2 separate regions of the Homo sapiens genome follow, and region 2 is linked to region 1. The links are chromatin contacts, found by Hi-C in ENCODE. All regions are on one chromosome and are shown on one strand. Each heading gives the region's core, a stretch centred on a gene start or an enhancer-like site at or near the end of the contact. The rest is flanking DNA. Distances are from core to core; before and after follow the strand shown.

Evidence for each region. A loop is a pair of places that touch in the nucleus more often than their neighbours do. Pooled maps may share reads with other maps.
Region 2: a loop to region 1 is called in a pooled map, with 2.1 times the contacts of the local background. The contact joins the promoter of KIF1A here to the enhancer-like site in region 1. A Hi-C loop is called at or near these places in 1 of 168 maps with a recorded cell type or tissue (naive thymus-derived CD4-positive, alpha-beta T cell), 3 of 37 single-sample maps with no recorded cell type and 12 of 50 pooled maps.

The regions. Positions count from the first base shown.
Region 1 is chr2:240,229,100-240,234,452 of GRCh38, reverse strand. No RefSeq gene overlaps it. Among named protein-coding and RNA genes, the nearest start is that of OTOS, 91 kb to the right of the region's middle. RefSeq lists silencers at 690-739, 1,090-1,299 and an enhancer at 206-747. Within about 2 kb of position 1,357, at least 20 of the 41 ENCODE cell types and tissues checked have a DNase peak (open chromatin) inside an H3K27ac peak, as active enhancers do.
Region 2 is chr2:240,818,961-240,825,000 of GRCh38, reverse strand. It overlaps KIF1A (kinesin family member 1A), which reads left to right and starts at 4,782. Exons shown (of 49, transcript NM_001244008.2): 1 at 4,782-4,879. RefSeq lists an enhancer at 3,796-4,370.

The DNA.
Region 1 (5,353 bases), core at 108-2,607:
GCACTGAGGACCAGGTGAGAGCATCACCAGCACACGTGGGCACCAAGCCTGGCACATGGGGAGCTCTGGTGCAGGCAGCACCTGCCACACTCTGCCCCAACCATGCCTGTGTGACCAGGGCACAACCAGAAGTAGCTGGGCAGGTGCCACCCAGAGTGCTGTGGACACAGTCACCGCTGGGCAGGCGCCCCAGGGTGGGTCCTAACCTTAGCCAGCAAGTGGGTGCCACAGGCCCAGGGAGAGCAACGCGGGGACAGCCCTCGTGTCAAAAAACCTGGGATGGTGTAAGACTCCGAATTGTTGTCCTGTCTGAAGAATGTTCCGTTATTTCTCACAACCTGTTTCCTCCCTGGCCACTGAACAGAGGTTTACTTTCCTTTAGGACTTGATCTGTGACCACAGTGCCCCGCTGTTAAGGTGACCAATGCAAACTGCAGAAGGGTGCCCCTTCCCCCCCAGAAACATCAGGTGCGTCCCAGGTCCTGCGGCACCCCCCGAGGAGGGAGGTGCTGAGGGCGGGGCTGCAGCCACGGAGTTGGAGGGGGGGACTGTGGGTGGGGCTGGAGGATCAGGGTGCTGTGGGCGGGGCCAGAGGAAAGAGGCACTGTGGATGGGGCGGGAGGGGCGAGGCACTGTGGGCAGGGCCGGAGGAGGGAGGTGCTGTGGGCGGGGTTGGAGGGGTAGATGCTGTGGGCAGGGTCGGAGGAGGGAGTGCTGTGGGAGGAGCTGGAGGGGGAGGCACTGTGGGTGGGCCAGAGGGGGGAGACACTGTGGGCGGGGTCAGAGGAGGGGGGTATTATGGGCAGGGCTGGAGGCGGGAGGTGCTGTGGGCGGGGTCTGAGGTGGAGGTGCTGTGGGTGGGGCTGGAGGGGGAGGTGTTGTGGGCAGGGCTGTGGGGAGGTGCTGTGGGGCTGTGGGCGGGGCTTGAGGGGAGAGCTGCAGCCGGGGAGGAGGGAGGTGCTGTGGGTGGGGTTGAAGTGGGGGAGGTGCTGTGGGCGGGGCCGGAGAAGGGAGGCGCCGTGGGTGGGGCTGGAGAGGGGAGGTGCTGTGGGCGGGGCTGGAGGTGGAGGTGCTGTGGGCGGGGCTGGACCAGAGAGGTGCTGTGGGCGGGGCCGCAGCCAGGCTTATGCTTCCCTGCTGCAGGGGTGCGCTGATGGGATGGGGGCGTCTCACCCCAGGTGGGGGAGGCCTGAGCTCGCATCATCCGGCTGCAGACCCCTGGGTGCCCCCTTGTGCCAGGTCCGTCAGGGGCACAGGCCCGGCAGCACGCTGACTGGGCGCCGGGCAGGCCCGGCCGGCAGGGAGGGCTCCAAAGGCTGATCCTGCCTGTATTTTAAGGCCTGAGTTTCAGAGCGGCCTCCGGGCCCTTTGCTGAGCTCCAGCGCCCCCTGGTGTCGGCGAGGCGGGTGAGGGAGACGCGCCTTTGGGTCTCGGGCCTGCCCTCCAGCAGCCCACACACACCCCAGGACCTGGAGGCCTCCACCAGCCCCACCCTGGGGAGGACATTGAGAACCTGGAACAAGGTCTATTTGGGTCTGAAATACAGAAATGTAAGAACGCTGGAGAAGCTGGGGTCTCCTCCGGGAGAAGCCAGGCCTCGGGAGCCCGCTGCTGGGAGCCCTGGGGGCAGAGCCGGCCGCAGAGCCTTCCGCACAGACCCGTCCTTCCTAGGAGGCTGGGAGCTGGCATTTTGGCTTTGGCTCAGAATTGCCCGCTGTGCCACGAGGGCGAAGTCCAGCCCAGCAGGGGGAGGGCTGCTGCCCAAAGAGAGGGACTGATGTGGTTCTCCTGGGCCTGCTAGTGTCGGATGCTCCTCCAGGGACTGTTCTCAAGGCCCAGGTGCATGTGGGGAAATCGGGCTGTCTGGAAGAAAGAGTGGAAGCCGCTCGCTAGAGACACGCCTCTGTGATTCTCCCAGAAAGTGTCCTGTCGGAGGCTCAGGACTTCCTAGTGAAGCAGCTAGGACAAGCTGGGCATATTGAAAGTCACGGGGACATAAACCTGCAGGCCTGGGTATGGCCATTGGGTATACGTTAAATTCTGTGGCACCCAGTCTAGTACAACAGCTTCCGTTTCAGGACAGACAAGGTCACCCTGTGGGACCACCCTTAGCTGGAGCACCAGTTCCCTTCGCAGCCTCCTGATGAGAAGTGATCTCTGAACAGAAGGTGCAGGGCAGAGCTGCGGGCGTGCAGGGCCCTTCTCCCAGTCTGTTCCCGTCGATTCCTTGCTGCTCACACTCAAGGGTCTGCGCCCAGCCTGAAGGCGCTGCCTGCCGCGGTCCCTCCTGGTCATCTGTCTTTGTAGATTTGCAGAACAACATAGCCTCACCTGTGGGAGAGGCTTCCCAAGCTTCACCTTCACTCAGCACTGTTGCGCAGTCCCCAGGCAGGTGGCACCTGAGAGAGGGTTCCAGGCTTGGCCACTGGAGGGTCCCAAAGGTGGCTGGTTCCTGGCCCCAACAAAGCCGACTCCCTGGGAGACAGATGAGTCCCTCCAGGGTGGTACTGTTGGTCTGTTTTGGTCAGTGACGTGCTCAGCTCCAGGGCCATGCCTGGCACAGGGAAGGTGCGTCTTCAGTACTGGGTGATGTTGGACGAACGCCTGCTTCCCTTTTTTTTTCAAACTGAGGTCTGCAACCCAGATGCCCTTGGCTACTTACTGACTGCTCCATCTGAGCAAGTGGCACAGTGCCACTCATCTGCATAGGTGAGCGGGGACTGGTGGGTCTGCTGCTGGCTGGACAGAATGTCTGGGAGGGGCTTTGAGCATCCTGACCACCTCTGCTCTCAATCAGGCTTGGAAGGCAGCGTGTAATTAGGTCACATGGAGCCTCCAAGGACCAGACACTGGGGAAACCATAGCTCTCTGTCTTGTGCGTTTCTGGGTGCCAAAGCCATTACCTCCTGCTTTTGGAGGTCCCGTTGCCAGTTGCCAGGGTGAGAGGCAGGATGGGTTCATGACTCATGGCATCGACATCCTCCGGCCTGTTAAATCTTTTTGTTGTTGTTGTTGTTTTTTGAGATAGAGTCTCGCTTTGTCGCCCAGGCTGGAGTGCAATGGCACGATCTCGGCTCACTGCAAGCTCCGCCTCCTGGGTTCATGCCATCCTCCTGCCTCAGCCTCCTGAGTAGCTGGGACTACAGGCACCTGCCACCAAGCCCGGCTAATTTTTTATATTTTTAGTAGAGACGAGGTTTCATCATGTTGGCCAGGATGGTCTCGATCTCCTGACCTTGTGATCCGCCCACCTTGGCCTCCCAAAGTGCTGGGATAACAGGTGTGAGCCACCGCGCCCGGCCCAGCCTGTTCAATCTTAATGCAGTTGGCAAACACCTGTTTTTAATTTCTGATTTTTAAGGGCCATTTCCCTGGAGTTCACTGTTAGGTATAATGTGGGGTGTTATGTTAAGGGATATTCATCATATTAAAACATAGTCTCTCTGCACCGTGACTTTTATTCTTCCAGTAAGTAGTAGGTGTCTATTTTTACTAAAAGCTTTTCTAGCGTCAGAGCCAGGGAGGTTTCCGTGGAGGTCCAGCCAACCCAGTTGGGGCCAGTTCCTTTGGTGGACACCCCTGCCCTTCCCCCTGGTGGAAGATCTGCTGACCCCTTAGCCAGTCCCTGGACCCCCAGCAGAGCTGGGCCTACTGCTTGGCTTCCTTCCATGCAGCCCTGGATGTCCCAGGGATGCAGTTTCGGTGGAAAACACACTGCCTTCCCTGCAGTTCATCCCCTGCTCCTGCTATACCGAAGCCCGTTTTTCACTCCACAGAATTCAGAATGGGGAAGACCTTCCCTGCCCCCAGGCCCCTTCCCTTCTTCACTTCTTCACAGTTGAATGAAGCCAGCTGTTTCCTTGCAGCTAGGGCCATCTGCTAAGACACACTTCCCCCTCCAATCTGTGTGTCACTTTCCCTCCTGAGACCCTGAGAGACATCCTGACCCTCCTAGTCTTCCTCTGTATCTGACTCCTCCTGTCATTCTGAAAGAGGGTGGTGCTCTCCCTGGGAACTCTCAGCACACCAGCCGGACCCCTCCGCTCCAGCAACACTCACTGTTCTGTCATTTCTGCTCTCCCTCCCTGGACCATCGCTGAGGCACCTCTCCCCTCTGCTGGGACCCCCAGCCTCGCTGTTCTCTGGCTGCGTCTTCTGACTGTTCCCTTCCACCATGGCTTTCTTGCAGCCCAGCCTCTTTCCCCATCGTCTTCAACACCCTTGCCAATTTTCCCCTCAAGTCCCCTGGGAACAGTCCATTCTTTATCATTCCAAATGTTTGTCTGAAAAAATATCCGACCCAACCATTGCAGTGGCATCCTGTTGTCATCCTTGCCATTAGCACTGGTACCTTTGAGACTGGTGACAAGCCACACCTCTACTGTCAGGTTGTCACAGGGCCCAGCCTCTCCACCTGCAGCTGCCACCGATACTTCCCACGTTGGCATCCAAGAAATGGGCAGGTGCAATATTCTGGAGAATCAATGTCCCATGCCTGCACCCTCACTGCTAAGGAGTTGAGGAAGCATGCATTTCAGATAGAGATGGAAAGATAGAGAGGAAAAGCTAAAAGAGGGTTAGCGTGGGAGCTGAGCAGATGATTTACAGAGTATGACACATGCAGTTTCACAATCATGTGTCTAGGTGGGGTTTTAGTTTTCTATGTTCTGCTCTGGCTCTCTTGTGCTTCTTGAATCTGAGGATTCATGTTTATCAGTTCTGGAAAATGTGCATGCATTTCCTCTGCTCCAGTGGCCAGCCTCTCTCTCCCTTTGGGACTTTGGTGATTTACGTATTGGTCCTTCTAGCTCTTGCATCATCCCTCTCACTTTATTCTGCCTCCTATCTCTTTATTTTCCCATGCATATTCTGGGTAATTTATTAAATCTATTGCATTCATCTGCTAGGGCTCCTCCAACAAAGTACTACAGATGGGGCAGTTTAAACAACAAAAATTTGTTTTCCCACAGTTCTGGAGGCTGGAAGTCTGAGATCAAGGTATCGGCAGGACTGGTTCCTCTGGGGCCTCTCTCCTTGGCTTGTCTTCTTCCTGTCTTTACATGATCACCTCTCTGTGTGTGTCCCAATCTCCTCTTATTATAAGGGCACTAGTTATATTGGATTAAGGCCCCCCCAAGACCTCACTTTAAATTAATTACTCCTTTAAAGACCCTGTCTCCAAATACATTCACATTCTGAGGTACTGGGGGTAAGACTTCAACATGAATTTTGCGGGAACACACTTCAGCCTAGAATGTCTATTTTCCAGTTCACTAATTCTCTCTTCAGCTGAATCTAATTTGCTTTTTAAGTATTCCACTAAGTTTCAATTATGAATACCCATGTAGTCATT
Region 2 (6,040 bases), core at 3,533-6,032, 590 kb before region 1:
TTCAACCAGAACTTGTTCCAAATACAGAAAGGGGGCAATGGTGTTCTAAGGAACACAAAGGACATGGGACCCCTGTTGTATCTTTTCTTACTCATTTTACTTCCCTGTATTAGCCGAGCACTTTCACTGAAATGGTGGCATGGAAGGAAAGGGAAAGACAGGAAGACCCAGAGTTCTCCTTTTATCCCTCCTTCCTCATCAGTAAGCGGGAGGCAGAGAATGTTGGTGCCAGCATCAAGAAGTGAAATAGAAGCAGGCAAGTGAGTAGTGTGCATGGTTTTCATTGTTCTGGTAAGAACAGAAAACACACACAGATGAACTAGGAAATATGAGCTGTGTAATTTCAGTGATTCGGTGTATGAGTTGAAAGCTCTTCTATCTGCATTTAAAACTGGCATTCTACGATAGAAAGCTGAAGAGTAAAATTCATGCTAGCAATTTAAAATTTTAATTTTCTTTACTTAGAATGGCATTAAATAGCAAGAAAACACCATGGCTAATCAAGAGAGCCTGGGGAATGGAGGAAGAGGTTTGTATATTTAGCACCTTTAACTGCACTTTGCCAGGCTTTTGAACAAGGCGGCTTTATTTCATTTTGCACTGGGCCCCGCATGTTCTGTTACTGGGCCTTTTCCCACTGGAAAAATAGATGAGGTCTGTGAAGTGGGTGGAGGCTGCAGCCAGGGCAAGGGGGACGGGCAGGAGAGACACAGTTTAGTCCTGCTCTCCTGCCCGTCTTGGGATGGCCTGGACCACAGGAAGCCATCACGGGGACTGTTAGGGAGCTGCGAGGTCCTCCTGGGTGGGACGGCCCTGGAGACAACAGAGAGCTGTCCAGAGAGCCTCCTCTCAGATGCTACAGCATGATGCAGCACAAGGTAGGGAAGTGGCTCCTCTGTGGGCTCTGGGGAGGGAGGCAGCAAGGAGTGGTGATCAGTTTCAGGAAGGAGCCTGCACTCCAGGCCTTCCCTGTATGGGCCTGGCTTCTGTGCCTCCCCACTGCAGGCTGCCAGTAGAGCAGCTGCTGTCCCGACACCACTGGGCGCTCACAGGCCAGAGTCACTCGACGCCCAAGGAATATGGCCAGCTGGAGAGAAAAACATGCTCCCCGGGGATCCATGTCAGTCCATGTCTCTGTGGCATTAGAGGAGGGGCGAGTGGTGATTGGGAGTAAGCCCATGCAGGATAGAGGGGAGGGAGCAGGTGCAGGCAGAAGAGCTTCAGATCCTGAGGCAGGTCTGAGGCCTGCAAAAGAGACAGGGAAGGAAGGGGCTTGGGTAGGAAGAGTCTCAGACTGCAGTCCCCCTCCCAGAAGCTTTCGGCCAAGCTGATGGGTGTCCCTGATAAAGCTGCCCGTCGGAGGGGTCTTGAGTGGGACGGAGGGGCCAGCACTGGTATCTCAGACTCTGTCTTTGATGAGGAGCAGTCAGGGAACAGGCAGCAAAGCTTAGTCTTGATATAACAGTAATTGCTGTAAATGTAAGTGGGTTAAATTCCAATTAAAAGGCAGAGACAGATTACATTTAAAAATTTACACAATGGGTTGCCTAAAAGAGATACGCTTTAAAAAGATACAAAAAGCTTAAAATAAGAAAGTTGGCAAAAGACATAGCAAGCAAATATGAACCAAAGAAAACTGGATTGACATGTAATGTATGACATTCAAATTTAAGGCAAAAAATTTAAAAACTCCAAACGCCAGACAAAGAAGGGCACACATACATATGGGCGCAAGGAGCCACAGAATGATAATGCATGTCTATCACAATCATTCTAATATCTAAAAATATGGCCACAATACACAGCAAGCAACATGTGCCGGAACTGCTGGGAGAAGCAGATATTTTAACAATTCTAACTGGAAATTTTAAAAAATAATAAGCATAGTTCACATTGACAAAAATTAGCAGAAATCTCCAAATCCTGATCAAAATGATTAATAACCTTAAAAAGCTTTTCTATCTGGGATCTTACCTTACTGAGTCAAGAATTAATAATTTTGAACTAATACATAATATAGAGAACTCTCTGCCCATCAAGCAGAGAGTACAACCATTTTGAACACAGGTAGAACATGTATGAAATAGACTATGTGTTAGGACCTAAAGAAGCCTCAATGAATTCCAGAGGCACAGGGCCATGCAGACTGGGCAGCTAGTTTCTGTTTGTGCTTCTAAGTTCCCTTTGCCCATTCTTCAGGAGACCACCCGAAATGCACCATACTCCTTGGGTGCCCCTGACCTCCAGCTTCCCCTTGGGTTCAGCCAAAGCACTACCAGATCAGGGGAAGAGGGAGAGTGAGGTCCAGGGTTTGCTGCCCTGGCTCCCTTCCTAGGAAACTCTGGCTGGCTGCACCCCTCCACCTGAGCCTCTGCTTCTGCCCGCCCCGCTCCCTGCAGGCAGTAAGGCTGCAGTGCCACCAAGCCCCTGGGGCTCTCCGACCTCCTGCCCACACCTTTATCAATAGTCTCTTTATCAAACCCTTCTCAAATTACCCAATTTGAGTGTGCCATCTGCTTCCTGCCAGGATCTTGACTGAATACAGACTTGTTCTCTGACAACAATGCAATTAAATTAGAACCTGGTAACAAAAGGTTATAATTAAAGAAACACTATTGAAAAGTAAATAACATTATTAAATAACCCTGGGTTTAAAAGGAGATCATCAGGAACAGTAGAAAATATTAGATATGAATGATAATGAAAACATTTTATGTCCAAATTTGTGAGACTCAGCCAAGACAGTTCTGTAGAAGGAATTTTGTAGCTTTTAATACAGTAGATCTATTGGAAAATCAGAAGGCTTAAAAAGGAGCTAAGCATTTGGTTCAAGACAGAGGAACAGATCAAATCCAAAGAACCACAAAGGAAGGAAATAATACAGAAAGACAGAAGCAAATGAAATAACGGGAAAGACGTTTAACAGAACTAAAAGTTGGAGCTCTGAAAATATTTAAAAATATTAAAAGAGAAAAATGCAAAAAACAAAATACAGGCCAAATGCATGCCAGTAATCCCAGCACTTTGGGATGCCGAGGTGGGTGGATGGCTTGACCTCAGGAGTTTGAGACCAGCCTGTGCAACAGGGCAAAATCCTGTCTCTACAAAAAATGCTAAAATTAGCTGGGCGTGGTGGCACACACTTGTAGTTCCAGCTACTAGGGAGGCTGAGGTGGGAGGATTGCTTGAGCTGGGGAGGCTGAGGCTGCAGTGAGCCAAGATGGCACCACTGTACTCCAACCTGGGAGACAGAGCAAGACCCTGTCAAAACAAACAAACAAAACCATAAAAAGCCAGAATATAAAGAAAAAAAGATATGCTAGTCATTTAAATATTAACGTGAAATAGATTAATTCCTAGAAAAATGTCTATTGCCTCGAGAAATAGAGAACTTGCCAGATTAAAAAGCATGAGGAAAACGGAGGTGATAAAGACCCCAGCCCCAGAAGCCCAGATGGTTTTATTGTTTCTGCCAGGGTTAGGAAGAACAATTGATTTCTCTTTCATGCCGGCGGTTCCAGGAAATAGTGAAGGAGGAGGAGCTGTCTAGCTGGTTTCGGCGGGGCTGGGGCTGGGAGTGGGGGGCCCGTGTCTTGCAGAAGTGGATGTGAATCTCCCCCAGCCACCTGCAAGGCGCTCGCACGCAGCTGTCGGGACTGAGGTGAAGCCGGCTCTCCCAGGAGTGTGGATGAAATGGTTAACGGCGAGGCCGCTAGGGCAGCGCAGGCCCCTGCTGGGCGCCAGGGAGGCTTAGCCAGGCGACGCCAGGATGCCCATGGCAGGGGCTCGATGGCAGGGGCTGGGCTGGAGGGGACCCAGCCCCGGGGTTCAGGGTGGCCCGAAATCCGTGCACCCCCGCACCGCAGTGCGGGGAGGTTCCCATGGGCGAGCTGCCCAGAGGCTTTGTCGAAGTTGCCCAGCCCTGGGACGGTGGAGGGAGGACGGTGGCGCGCACAGAGATACCAGTCAGCCCCTGGAACTAGGAAGGCGGCTGGGGGCGGGTGACGCAGGCTGGGGTTTGCCGGGGTGGCCCCCGAGCGGCGTGTGACTTGGGGGTCCAAGGAAGTTAAACTGGACAGGCTGGGGTGAGGACAATGGGGGCCTGGAGAGGTGGGGCGAGAGGAGGGCGGGGGGTCCCCACGAGCCGCGGTAGAGGCGAGGCGGCGGGTCCGCGGGCGGGTTGCATCATCCGGCGGGGAGGGCCTGGGTCACTGCTGCTCTTCCCCCGGCGCCCCGGCCCCGACACAAGATGCGATTTCACCGCGCACCTGTTACACCCGGAGCCAGCATCCCTGGCGCAAGGAGCCCTCCCTCCCCAGCCCCGCCCGCCCCCCACGATGCGTCTGTCGCTGGCTCAGAGCGGGGGCAGGTGGACGTTTTACGATTTCACTCGAAAGGGGCCAGGGTGGGGGACGGCCCGGCGAGGGGTCCGCGGGCAAGTTCAGGTGCACGCGGGGCTTCGGGACGGGGCGCCGCCGGGTCCCTCCCCCGCGAGGTCTCAGGGGCACGCCGGGGGAGGGGACGCTGCGTCCGAGCCGGGTGTCGGTCCCCCACCCTCCGCGGGGCCCGCCGCGGTGTCAGCGGTGACGTCACAGCCCGGCCCCGGCCCCCTCCGTCCCCAGCCCCATCCCCGCGGCGGCCGCGTCGCCCGTCCCTCTCCCCGCGCGACAAACCAGCTGGCGACTGGAGCTCGGACGCCGCGCGCAGCCAACCAGCGCCTCGGGAGGGGCGCGGGGCGGTCCGGGCCGGGGGCGCGCAGCCCGTCACGCGGCGGCGCCGTCACAGCGCAGAGCAGCCGGCGAGCGGCAGCAGCTCCGGGCTCGAGAGCCCGCGCCCATGCCAGTGCCCATGCGGGGCCGCCGCCAGTGACGCCGGAGAGGTAAGGCCGCCGCCCGCCCGGCCTCCCGCGCCCGCGCCCCTCGCCCCGCACCTGCGCCCGGCAGCCCGCGCCCGCAGCCCGCACCTGCACCCACTGCGCCCAGGGCGGGGAGCTCCGGCCCGGCGCCCTTGTTGCCGCCCAAAGCGCAGGCACTGCGAGGCCCCTTCACTTCCAGACCTTCCTCCATCTCCGCAGAGAACAATGGGGGAAATTCAGGGGTGTCCGCCCTTCAGGTGCCGCTGGAAAAGGTCCCTTTGCCGCGATCTCGGCTGCAGCGGGACCCTCGGCTTAGGCGGGCGGGGGTCGCCCTCGGGAGGGCTCGCCCGGCCGGCGGGATCGGGATACCCCCGCCCTTCCCCGGCTATTCCGCTTCCCTGGAGAGGAGCCACCGGCGGGGCTGCGGGAGGGGCTGCGCCCAGACGGCGGGGGAGGGGAGGGATGGTGAGCGGGGCTGAGGACGCTGACGCCGCACCTGGGAGGGTGCGCGGCTGCAGCGCCTCGGCCCGAGGGGAGAGCGCGCAGGGCGGCCGGGCGCGGGCAGCTGCTCCGGTTCCCGGGGTGGGGGAGGGCGGATGCTGGAGCCGGGAGCAAAACAGGCGGGCGGGGCGGGGGCTGCGGCGTTGGGGCCTGGCCACCCGCTTCGTTGCACGGCCGGCCTGCCCATCACCCCCTCCCACGCCAGAGACCCCAGCTCCCTTCCAGAAAGACCCAGCACCTGGGAGGGGCCGCCGGCGAGCACTGCCTGCGTCTCAGCAGCCAGCGCCCCTGTAACAGGTGTGGCCCGGCGGCGAGGGAGGGGCTGCGGGGCCGCAGGGTCTAGGCTGGCGGCGCGCCCCCGGCGCCCGGGCTCGGATGACACGAAGGAACAGTGGCCGCGAAGACCTTCGCACTCCCGCTTTAAGCCGCTCCTCACGCTGACTTCCCCCAAACCAGCCGCGCTGCCCTCTCGCTGGGAAGGGCCGGGGCAGCATCCCCGCCGGGAGGGAGGGTCCGCAGGAGCGGGGCGCTGGGCGCCGGTAGGTGGGGTTGGGGGGGCCCTGCCGGCCGCAGGGGCGGGAGGGGGAGGGGAAGGAGGGAATGCCAAGTCATGGGGCCTGCTGGGCGCGAGCGCGACGTCGCCCGGCGCGGACCCGATGCGCGCCCACGTCCCCGGGAATAGGG